2 separate regions of the Homo sapiens genome follow, and region 1 is linked to region 2. A link is an interaction called in ENCODE POLR2A ChIA-PET data of the cell type or tissue named here. Cell type or tissue: Panc1. All regions are shown on one strand. Each heading gives the region's core, and the rest is flanking DNA. Links, peaks and the distances in the headings are about the cores only.

What was found. ChIA-PET counts read pairs that join two places held together with the same protein. Peaks named below come from ENCODE experiments on the same cell type or tissue, not always from the same donor. Only the 100,000 strongest peaks of a DNase experiment are listed, where the experiment ranks them.
Region 1: POLR2A ChIA-PET joins it to region 2 with 5 read pairs; 2 of 35 experiments call an interaction of 5 or more read pairs at or near these places.

The regions. Positions count from the first base shown.
Region 1 is chr3:146,392,280-146,398,592 of GRCh38, forward strand. It overlaps a transcript of PLSCR2 not described here. Among named protein-coding and RNA genes, the nearest start is that of PLSCR2, 74 kb to the right of the region's middle. In Panc1, for the core only: no CTCF peak of the experiment used is centred there; no DNase peak of the experiment used is centred there; H3K27ac peaks cover 246 bases.
Region 2 is chr3:146,477,798-146,484,110 of GRCh38, forward strand. It overlaps a transcript of PLSCR2 not described here. Among named protein-coding and RNA genes, the nearest start is that of PLSCR2, 11 kb to the left of the region's middle. In Panc1, for the core only: no CTCF peak of the experiment used is centred there; no DNase peak of the experiment used is centred there.

The sequences.
Region 1 (6,313 bases), core at 1,281-3,780, 86 kb before region 2:
TATTCCTCTAAAGGTTGTACCTATAGCTCATGAGCACTTGATTCCTTAAATCTTCATCAGCATTGAGCATACATCATTAGAAATAAAAACTTTAATACATGATAAACAAAAAATGGTATTTTATCCTTTATTTTTTGCTTCTCTTGTGTGTTTTTGGAGACGCTTTCTTAAGTTTAGTGGTTTTTATTCCCTCTTTGATAGTTATTTGAATTATTTTTCATAATATTTGTACATTTTCGTTAAGTATTTGATATTTTTCTTAATTAAATATCATTTTTATTAACATAAGAACATTAGTCCTTGGTCATATTTGTTGTGTATTTCCTTAATTTATTATTTTCCTTATTTCCTATACTTTCCTTAATTTATTATTTGCTTTTAAATATTTAATATTATGAGGTTTTATGGGGTACACACATTTAAACTATTTAAATTTAGTAGTCTGTTACTTTATGATTTTCTTGCTTTGAAAGACCTATTTTGTCTAGAGTACAAGTATGGGTACTCTTTGTTTATTTTTGTTTGCTTAATGGTTCAATATCTCCTTCATTATGCTTCCTTGGGTTTATTCTTTTTTTTTTTCCTAACTTTATAGCTTTAGCTAATTAATTTAGCTTATTAATTTTTCTCTTTTCTTCAATAATTATAGCTATAGAGTTTTGAGATGTAATATTTTATTACATATTTTAAAGTATTTTAAATTTTTTGTTACGGCTTTTTAAAAAAATAATTGGGTTATTTACATTCCTTTTTTTTTTTTTTTTTTTGAGACAGAGTCTCGCTCTGTTGTCCAGGCTGGAGTGTAGTGGCGTGATCTTGGCTCACTGCAAGCTCCGCCTCCCTGGTTCACGCCATTCTCCTGCCTCAGCCTCCCAAGTAGCTGGGACTACAGGCGCCCACCACCACGCCCAACTAATTTTTTGTATTTTCAGCAGAGACAGGGTTTCACCGTGTTAGTCAGGATGGTCTTGATCTTCTGGCCTCGTGATCTACACGCCTCGGCCTCCCAAAGTGCTGGGATTACAGGCGTGAGCCACCGTGCCCAGCCTACATTTCTATATGTATAAAACATTTAAAAATATTTATTAACCTCTAATTGAGTGTTGTTTGCTCATATACTAAGGTCTAAATGATAATGATTCTCTCTAATTTGTCGAGACTTGCTTCTTGGCCCACTATTATATTAATTTTTGTAAACAATATTTATTTGAGAAAAATGTGTGTTGTCTAATTGTTTGATAAAAAGTTCAGCTGGGCACAGTGGCTCACGTCTGTAATCCCAGCACTTTGGGAGGCCGAGGCGGGCAGATCACGAGGTCAAGAGATTGAGACCATCCTGGCCAACATGGTGAAACTTCTTCTCTACTAAAACTACAAAAATTAGCTGGGCGTGGTGGCATGCGCTTGTAGTCCCAGCTACTGGGGAGGCTGAGGCAGGAGAATCGCTTGAACCCGGGAGGCAGAGGTTGCAGTGAGCTGAGATTGTGCCACTGCACTGCACTCCAGCCTGGCGACAGAGACTCCGTCTCAAAAAAAAAAAAAAAACTTCTAAATAAGACCATTAATCAACTTATTCATTTTGTTGTTCAAATTTTAAATAACTTTACTAATGTTCTGTCTCTTATATCTAGTATAAATGAAGAGATGTGAGTAAATTCCGCATTTTGATGATGGGTTTGTCATTCTAACTTTTTAACACTTGTCTCTATATTTTGAAGTTAATATTACATGCATACAGGTCTAGAATTATTACATCTTGTTTGAATAGAAGCTTTATCATTGTAGTTACCCATTTTGTTTCTGTTTCTATTTTTTGGAGTCTTAATGTCTTTTTTTTCCCCTGGTATTAATTTAGCTTCCCTAGCTTTCTTGTGGTTAGTATTTATCCATATTCTCTTTCTTTCCATTTTTTGGTCATTAATTTAGATTTGTCTTTTTAAAAGAGACTACAGATACTTTAAAAATCCAATTTAACAATTTCTTTTCTTTTCTTTTCTTTTTTTTTGAGATGGAGTTTCGCTCTTGTTGTCCAGGCTGGAGTGCAGTGGTGCAATCTCAGCTCACCGCAACCTCTGCCTCCTGGGTTCAAGCGATTCTCCTGCCTCAGCCTCCCGAGTAGCTCAGATTACAGGCATGTGTCACCTGCTCGGCTGATTTTGTATTTTTAGTAGAGACGGGGTTTCTCCATGTTGGTCAAGCTGGTCTCGAACTCCTGACCTCAGGTGATCTGCCCACCTCGCCCTCCCAAAGTGCTGGGATTAAAGGTGTCAGCCACCGTGCCTGGACCAATTTAACAATTTCTATCTATCAACTGGTAATTACAGAAGGTTTACAAATAATGTCATTTTGTTAAATGTTGTTTTGTTATAATGTTGATGACAAAAATAATTAGTTTTATTCTATATCATTGTGCTTAAATTTGCAGTTTCCAAGAGCCTATTGATGACTGATATGGTTTGGCTCTGGGTGTCCACCCAAATCTTAACTTGAATTATAATCCCTATGTGTTGAGGCAGGGTCCTGTAATCCCCAAGTGGGGAGGGAGGGAAGTGATTGGATCATGGGGGCAGTTTCCTCCAGGCTGTTCTTGTGATAGCCAGTGAGTTCTCAGGAGATCTGATGATTTTATATGCATCTGGCATGTCCCGTGCTTGTACTCACTGTTTCCTGCCGCCTTGTGGAAAAGGTGCCTGCTTCCCCTTCACCTTCCACCATAATTGTAAGTTTCCTGAAGCCTCCCTAGCTATGTGTAACTGTGAGTCAGTCAAACCTCTTTCCTCTATGAATTACCCAGTTTCAGGTATTTCTTTATAGCAGTGCAAAAATGAACTAATACAATGACATTAAGTGAGGATTAGGAAAAAGGAACATAACCTTAGAGGGATCATCTAAAGTTCAATAAAATTTAAGAGCAAATAAAACGCTAAACATATCTGTGATATTATTAGAAAAATAAAATAATAGCAAATATTTAATTTGTGAATTTAAAAAGAAGCAAAACTAAAACACTAGTCAACAAAAGTATATAAGTTGTGAGAAAGAGATTAGAATTAAAATGTTTTTAAGGTCTTTGTATTGCGCAAGAGATAGAGCTAAATCAAATAATATCTATAGTTTCCAAATTAACAATATATTACCATTTAAATAAAGTGTAACAAGCATGTATTAATAAATTTTACATTGTAAGAGATAACTATAAGTCACACTGAATGAACCATATTTTTACTATTTTCAGTGACAATCTGATTTTTCATGAAGGCAAAGGATTTAAACCTGAATCATCATGTTTCTAGGACACTCTAATTTTTGCTTCCTTTGCAATGTGAATACTGAATCCATGATATCATTCGGGGACTGAGGATGGCCAGAAAGGCACAATTTGCAGTTGATTCAGATGATTCAAGGAGAAATATTAGTAAAAGTGCAATGGTAATCTCAGAAAATATAATTTTCAGCTAAATAGAGTAAAAATAGACTCACAATGAGGAAAGTTGCTCCAAGCATCAATGCTTTAATTTTAACATCAAGATCAAATGGAAACTGGATCCCAAATTTCTCACCATTGGTTAATATTCCCCTTACAAATCCAGAGTACTGTTTTGAAATCTTTCCAATAACCATTTCCTCATCCAGAGTCAATAACTAAAATGGAAAAATATATAATCTTAGGATAAAAATCTGTGAGACAAAAAGTTATTCCTGTACCAAATTTATTAATTATGACCTTGATGAGTTATAATCATACTGATTGTACCCAACAATTTACAAAATATGCAACATGGACACATAATAGCCTGGTAAAATTTATAGGCAATTCCTATCTAAAAGTAGATTTTCAAATTGTATACAACTGATTATATCTATTTCTATGTCTATGTATACACACGTATACACTTAATTCATATTATTTGCTTTAATTTAATGTGAGAATGAATTTCATTATAAAATGAAAACCACTAGCTTCTCAGCTCATTACACAGCTTCCCAACTCTTTCATAAGTGCTTTTTATTTTCTGGTTCCCTTTACTTTTTCCTCATTTTTTTTTCTCTCTGTTACTTACCTAAACCTCCTAGAGCATCATTTCTCATACCAACTCATACTAATTCCTTCAGAATAAGAGATACTCATGTAAATATAAAACAACAAACCTGGGATGAATCATATTACCTGCCTTGTAATGAGGGCCATAAGGGAAGGGTAGGGTGCTATCATGTAGTACAACTGGGAGCTAATAAGCAGACTACACAAATGGTAGGGGCATGGTTTTAGAGTAAGTGCTTGGGGACAGCATCATTTAAGCTGAGACTTAGAGGACCAGAAGGAATTAGTGACAAGAGAAATAGGAAGACAGACAGAATTCCAGAGAAAGTTAACATGTGAAAAGGCCCCAAGTTAGGAAGGACCATAGCTGGAGTGAAGTGAGGGAGGGGGCTAGTAGCAGAAAATTAGTGAGACCAAAGAGGTTAGCAGGGCTGCTCATAACACAGCCTTGTAAGTAGTGCTAAGGAATATGGGAAACGAGAAATATCAAAGTGTTTTAAATATGCCCAAAGTTCTCCACTCTTTTCAGAACTCTGAACCCACCATTCCCCCTCATTCTCAACAAAATATCTTATCTCTTATACTACAGAAAAAATAAAAGCTATGGAACAGGAATTCACACTCACACACTAGCCCTACAAACAGAACATATTCATACCAACATTTCCTGCCTCCTTCCTGTTATGATGAATGGGCCATCTCTATATGAAGCTAGTTCTCTACATGCGTCTTAGTCCCATACCAAATAAGAAACCGGGTTCATCAAGTATTCAGCCTCTGTTGTATCTCCATACTTTCTCTCATTTGGCTCTGTTCTTTTACAATCAAAGGGATAACGACATATTTTTCAGAAAAATACCTCCCCTTCCACCCTGTGCCTTCATCCAGCCAGAAACAGGATTAGGGTATTGCAGAAATATAAGTAATGCAAGTACATGGTCAGTTCGTTTCTTAATTTTTTGGTGTATTTCATAATAAAAATTTTTGCATTAATTTTAATTTTTTTAAAAAACAATGCAACACATTCAGGTATCACTTACCTTTAATACTGAGATTTGTGTTGCTCCCTTAAATTTTGTACCTGAGATGAACACCTTCATTGCCTCACTCTAGTTCTGGCCCTGTAACTAGCTACTACTTTATCTCTTTCCTCTTATTCATAGCCAAAAGTATTAAAAGGATTGTCCACATTCATGGAAAAGATGACTTTCTTACAGAATCCTGATTTCCCTTTCTTGCTCCTCTTACTTGGAGCTTACCCAAGAGTGCCAGCTTTAAAATTGTTTCGCTTCAAACAGAAAAAATAGGAAGTGTTTTATATAACTTTGACAAAGTTTTGAAGATATTACAACGAGTAGGATTTGCTGTATTATACTCTGAAATATAAAAAAATGCACAAAAAGCATTTTATTATTTGGTGTCAGTAAAAATGGCTTTGGATTCCAGAGTTTTATGCATAGTCTACTCTGTTACTTTGGCTTTTAACTTAAAATAGAATCCTATGTAGTCATATTATTACTTTCCAAACTAACCATATTATTAACAATTAATTTGTACTGTATTAAGTATATTTTACTTAATCAGTATATGCAGATGCCAGTAAGAATCAGAATCACTAAAATGAATTGACATAATTCTAAGAAAGGAAGGAAAATCAGGTAGTATTTTAGTTAGGCTGTATCCAAATTTCTTACTAGATATTTTAGATATTCAAACAAACAAACATGTTTTAGATGAAAGTTAGGGAAGTATGGCTTTTTGCACATCTACTATGATGTTAAACCAACACAATATTCTCTGTTGCTTAAGAATCTTCAGGTTTGAATAAATATAACAAGTTATTTAATTTTATTAACTATGTGAAGTATGTTTAGTAGCTAATTTCCCAAATTATTATCTGGATGTTGGCTATAATCTGAGAAGTAAATTAGTAAGCACCTAAAAATTTTTAAAAATTATTTTGAGTTTCAAAGTTTTATAAAAAGCAGAAACTGCGTTAATGAACATTAATATAACACATTATCTATAATTAGTACCAGATTAGGTCATTGTCCATTTAAATAAAGTTTAATTTTCTCTGTCAATATTCTTTGAGATATTAAATAACAAACTTCTGATACCTTTAAAACTTGCCTTATAAGCTACATAAACTTATAGAGCTTTTAAATAAGGACGCTGTGAATTAGTAATCCAATTTTTTTTTAAAAAGCAAATAGTTACAATATTTTCATAATAATATTCTTTTATTTATCTTTAATCATATTCATTAAT
Region 2 (6,313 bases), core at 1,926-4,425:
CTCGTGTAGCCTAACTGGGAGACACCTCCCAGTAGGGGCTGACACACACCTGATACAGGCAGGTGCCCCTCTGGGATGAAGCTTCCAGAGGAAGGATCAGGCAGCAATATTTGCTGTTCTGCAATATTTACTGTTCTGCAGCCTCCACTGGTAATACCCAGGCAAACAGCGTCTGGAGTGGACCTCCAGCAAACTCCAACAGACCTGCAGCTGAGGGACCTGACTGTTAGAAGGAAAACTAACAAACTGAAAGGAATAGCATCAACATCAACAAAAAGGACATCTACACCAAAACCCCATCTGTAGGTCACCAACATCAAAGACCAACGCAAAGATAGGGAGAAACCAAAGCAGAAAATTCTAAAAACCAGAGCACCCCTTCTCCTCCAAAGGATCGCAACTGCTCACCAGCAATGGAACAAAGCTGGATGGAGAATTACTTTGACGAGATGACAGAAATAGGCTTCAGAAGGTCAGTAATAACAAACTTCTCTGAGCTAAAGGAGCATGTTCTAACCCATTGCAAGGAAGCTAATAAAAACCTTGATAAAATGTTAGATGAATGGCTAACTAGAAAAAACAGTGTAGAGAAAACCCTAAATGAACTGATGGAGGTAAAAACCATGGCATGAGAACTTCAAGATGCATGCACAAGCTTCAGTAGCTGATTCGATCAAGTGGAAGAAAGGGTATTGGTGATTGAAGATCAAATTAATGAAATAAAATGTGAATACAATTTTAGAGAAAAAAGAGTAAAAAGAAACTAAAAAAAGCCTCCAAGAAATATGGAGCTATGTGAAAAGACTAAATCTACATCTGATTGGTGTACCTGAAAGTGACGAGGAGAATTGAACCAAGTTAGAAAACACTCTTCAGGATATTATCCAGGAGAACTTCCCCAACCTAGCAAGGCAGGCCAATGTTCAAATTCAGGAAACATAGAGAACACCACAAAGATACTCCTCGAGAGGAGCAACCCCAAGACACATAATTGTCAGATTCACCAAGGTTGAAATGAAGGAAAAAATGTTAAGGGCAGCCAGAGACAAAGGTCGGGTTACCCACAAAGGGAAGCCCATCAGACTAACAGCGGATCTCTCGGCAGAAACTCTACAAGCCAGAAGAGAGTGGGGGCCGATATTCAACATTCTTAAAGTAAAGAATTTTCAACCCAGAATTTCATATCCAGCCAAACTAAGCTTCATAAGTAAAGGAGAAATAAAATCGTTTACAGACAAATAAATCTTGAGAGATTTTGTCACCACCAGGCCTACCTTACAAGAGCTCCTGAAGGAAGCACTAAACATGGAAAGGAAAACCGGTACCAGCCACTGCAAAACATGCCAAATTATAAAGACCATTGATGCTAGGAAGAAACTGCATCAATTAACGGGCAAAATAACCAGCTAACATTATCACGACAGGATCAAATTCACACATAACAATATTAACCTTAAATGTAGATGGACTAAATGCCCCAATTAAAAGACACAGACTGGCAAATTGGATAAAGAGTCAAGACCCATCAGTGTGCTGTGTCAGGAGACCCATCTCACGTGCAGAGACACACATAGGCTCAAAATAAAGGGATGCAGGAAGATCTACCAAGCAAATGAAAAGCAAAACAAAGCAGGGGTTGGAATCCTACTCTCTGGTAAAACAGAATTTAAACCAACAAAGATCAAAAGAGACAAAGAAGGCCATTACATAATGGTAAAGGGATCAATTCAACAAGAAGAGCTAACTATCCTAAATATATATGCACCCAGTACAGGAGCATTCATAAAGCAAGTCCTTAGAGACCTACAAAGAGACTTAGACTCCCACACAATAATAATGGGAGACTTCAACACTCCACTATCAATATTAGACAGATCAATGAGACAGAATGTTAGCAAGGATATCCAGGACTTGAACTCAGCTCTGCACCAAGCAGATCTAATAGACATCTACAGAACTCTCCACCCCAAATCAGTAGAATATACATTCTTCTCAGCACCACATTGCACTTATTCTAAAATTGACCACATAATTGGAAGTAAAGCACTCCTCTGCAAATGTAAAAGAAGAGAAATAACAACCAACTGTCTCTCAGACCACAGTACAATCAAATTAGAACTTAGGATTAAGAAACTCACTCAAAACCACACAACTACATGGAAACTGGACAACCTGCTCCTGAATGACTACTGGGTAAATAACAAAATGAAGGCAAAAATAAAGATGTTCTTTGAAACCAATGAGAACAAAGACAAAGTGTACCAGAATTTCTGGGACACATTCAAAGCCGTATGTAGAGGGAAATTTATAGCACTAAATGCCCACAAGAGAAAGCAGGAAAAATCTAAAATTAACACGCTAACATCACAATTAAAAGAACTAGAGAAGCAACAGCAAACACATTCAAAAGCTAGCAGAAGGCAAGAAATAACTAAGATCAGAGCAGAACTGAAGGAGATAGAGACACAAAAAACCCTTCAAAAAATCAATGAATCCAGGATCTGGCTTTGTGAAAAGATCAACAAAACTGATAGACCACCAGCAAGACTAATAAAGAAGAAAAGAGAGAAGAATCAAACAGACGCAATAAAGAAATCATAAAGGGGATATCACCACCGACCCCACAGAAATACAAACTACCATAAGAGAAAACTATAAACACCTCTGCGAAAATAAACTAGAAAATCTAGAAGAAATGGATAAATTCCTGGACACATACAACCTCCCAAGACTAAACCAGGAAGAAGTTGAATCTCTGAATAGACCAATAACAGGCTCTGAAATTGAGGCAATAATAGCCTACCAATGAAAAAGAGTCCAGGACCAGATGGATTCACAGCTGAATTCTACCGAGGTACAAAGAGGAGATGGTACCATTCCTTCTGAAACTATTCCAATCAATAGAAAAAGAGGGAATCCTCCCTAACTCATTTTATAAGGCCAGCATCATCCTAATACCAAAGCTTGGCAGAGACACAACAAAAAAAGAAAATTTTAGACCAAAATCCCTGATGATCATTGATGTGAAAATCCTCAATAAAATACTGGCAAACCGAATCCAGCAGCACATCAAAAAGCTTATCCACCATGATCAAGTCAGCTTCATACCTGGGATGCAAGGGTGGTTCAACATATGCAAATCAATAAACATAATCCATCACATAAACAGAACCAATGACAAAAAACACATGATTAGCTCAATAGATGCAGAAAAGGCCTTCAAAAAATTCAACAGCTCCTCATATTAAAAACTCTCAATAAACTAGGTATTGATGGTACGTATCTCAAAATAATAAGAGCTATTTTGGACAAACCCACAGCCAATGTCATACTGAATGGGCAAAAACTGGGAGCATTCCCTTTGAAAACTGGCACAAGACAATGATGCCCTCTCTCACCACTCCTATTCAATATAGTGTTGGAAGTTCTGGCCAGGGCAATCAGGCAAGAGAAAGAAATAAAGGGTATTCAATTAGGAAAATAGGAAGTCAAATTATCCCTGTTTGCAGATGACATGATTGTATATTTGGAAAACCCCATCATCTCAGCCCAAAATCTCCTTAAGCTGATAAGCAACTTCAGCAAAGTCTCAGGATACAAAATCAATGTGCAAAAATCACAAGCATTCCTATACACCAATAACAAACAGACAGCCAAGTCATCAGTGAACTCCCATTCACAATTGCTACAAACAGAATAAAATACCTGGGAATTGAACTTACAAAGGATGTGAAGGACCTCTTCAAGGAGAACTACAAACCACTGCTCAAGGAAATAAGACAGGACACAAACAAATGGAAGAACATTCCATGCTCATGGATAGGAAGAATCAGTATTGTGAAAATGGCCATACTGCCCAAGGTAATTTATAGATTCAATGCCATTCCCACCAAGCTACCAATGACTTTCTTCACAGAGTTGGAAAAAACTACTTTAAAGTTCATATGGAACCAAAAAAGAGACTGCATTGTGAAGACAATCCTAAGCAAAAAGAACAAAGCTGGAGGCATCACACTACCTGACTTCAAATTATACTACAAGGTTACAGTAACCAAAACAGCATGCTACTGGTATAAAAACAGATATATAGACTAATGGAACAGAACAGAGGCTTCAGAAATAACACCACACATCTACAACCATCTGATTGACAAACCTGACAAGAACAAAAAATGAAGAAAGGATTTCCTATTTAATAAATGGTGCTTGGAAAACTGGCTAGCCATATGTAGAAAGCAGAAGCTGGATCCCTTCCTTACACCTTATACAAAAATTAATTCAAGATGGAATAATGACTTAAATTTTAGACCTAAACCATAAAAACCCTAGGAGAAAACCTAGGCAATACCATTCAGGACATAGGCATGGGCAAGGACTTCATGACTAAAACACCAAAAACAATGACAACAAAAGCCAAAATAGACAAATTGGATCAATTAAACTAAAGAGCTTCTGTATGGCAAAAGAAACTACCATCAGAGTGAGCAGGCAACCTACAGAATGGGAGAAAATTTTTGCAATCTACCCATCTGACAAAGGGCTGATATCCAGAATCTACAAAGAACTTAAACAAATTTACAAGAAAAAAACAAACAACCCCATCAAAAAGTGAGCAAAGGATATGAACAGACACTTCTCAAAAGAAGACATTTATGCAGCCAACAGACACATGAAAAGATGCTCATCATCACTGGTCATCAGAGAAATGCAAATCAAAACCACAATGAGATACAATCTCATGCCAGCTAGAATGGTGATCATTAAAAAGTCAGGAAACAACAGATGCTGGATAGGATGTGGAGAAATAGGAACACTTTTACACTGTTGGTGGGACTGTGAATTAGTTCAAACATTGTGGAAAACAGTGTGGCAATTCCTCAAGGATCTAGAACTAGAAATACCATTTGACCCAGCCATCCCATTACTGGGTATATACCCAAAGATTATAAATCAGGCTGCTATAAAGACACATGAACACGTATATTTATTGCAGCACTATTCACAATAGCAAAGACTTGGAACCAACCCAAATGTCCATCAGTGATAGACTGGATTAAGAAAATGTGGCATATACACACCGTGGAATACTATGCAGCCATAAAAAATGATGAGTTCATGTCCTTTGCAGGGATATGGATGAAGCTGGAAACCATCATTCTCAGAAAACTATCACAAGAACAGAAAATCAAACACCATAGTGTTGGAAGTTCTGGCCAGGGCAATCAGGCAGGAGAAAGAAATAAAGGGTATTCCAGTAAGAAAGGAGGAAGTCAAATTGTCCCTGTTTGCAGATGACATGATTGTATATTTAGAAAACCCCATCATCTCAGCAATCTACCCATCTGACAAAGGGCTAATATCCAGAATCTACAAAGAACTTAAACAAATTTACAAGAAAAAAAACAAACAACCCCATCAAAAAGTGAGCAAAGGATATGAACAGACACTTCGTAGGTGGGAATTGAACAATGAACGTGGTGAACGGGGGGTGGGGGGCTGGGGGAGGGATAGCATTAGGAGAAATACCAAATGTAAATGACGAGTTGATGGGTGCAGCAAACCAACATGGCACATGTATACCTATGTAACAAATCTGCATGTTGTACACATGTACCCTAGAACTTAAACTTAATATATATATATATACACATGTATGTATATATATATATATATATACATGTGTATATATATATATATATATATATATATATAATGTTACTACTGGTATCAGGTTGGTACTCTTCAAGGAAAAAGATTCCCCGAGGAAGGAGCAGGCACCCATCTTTGCTGTTTGCTGTTCTCCAGCCTCTTCGGGTGATGTATCTAAGTGAGGGAGGAACCCAGGTGAATAGGGCCTGAAGTAAACCCCTAGCAAACTTCAGCAGCCCTAGAGAAGAGGGGCCTGACTGTTGAAAGAAAAGCAAACAAGCAGGAAGCAGTAACAACAGCATCAACAAAAAAATACCCACAAAACCCCATCTAAAGGTCAGCAGCCTCAAAGATCAAAACTACACAAATTCATGAAGACGAGAAAGAATCAAAGAAAAAAACACTAAAAATGCAAATGGCCAGAGTGCCTCTTCTCCTCCAAATGATTACAACATCTCTCCAGCAAGAGCACAGAACTCGGTGAAGGCTGAGATGGATCAATTGACAGAAGTAGGCTTCAGAAGATGGGTAATAACAAACTTCACTGAGCTAAAGAAGCATGTTCTAACCCAATCTAAAGAAGCTAAGAACCATGATAGAAGGTTATAGGAGCTGCTAACTGGAATAACCAGTTTAGAGAGGAAGATAAATGACCTGATGGAGC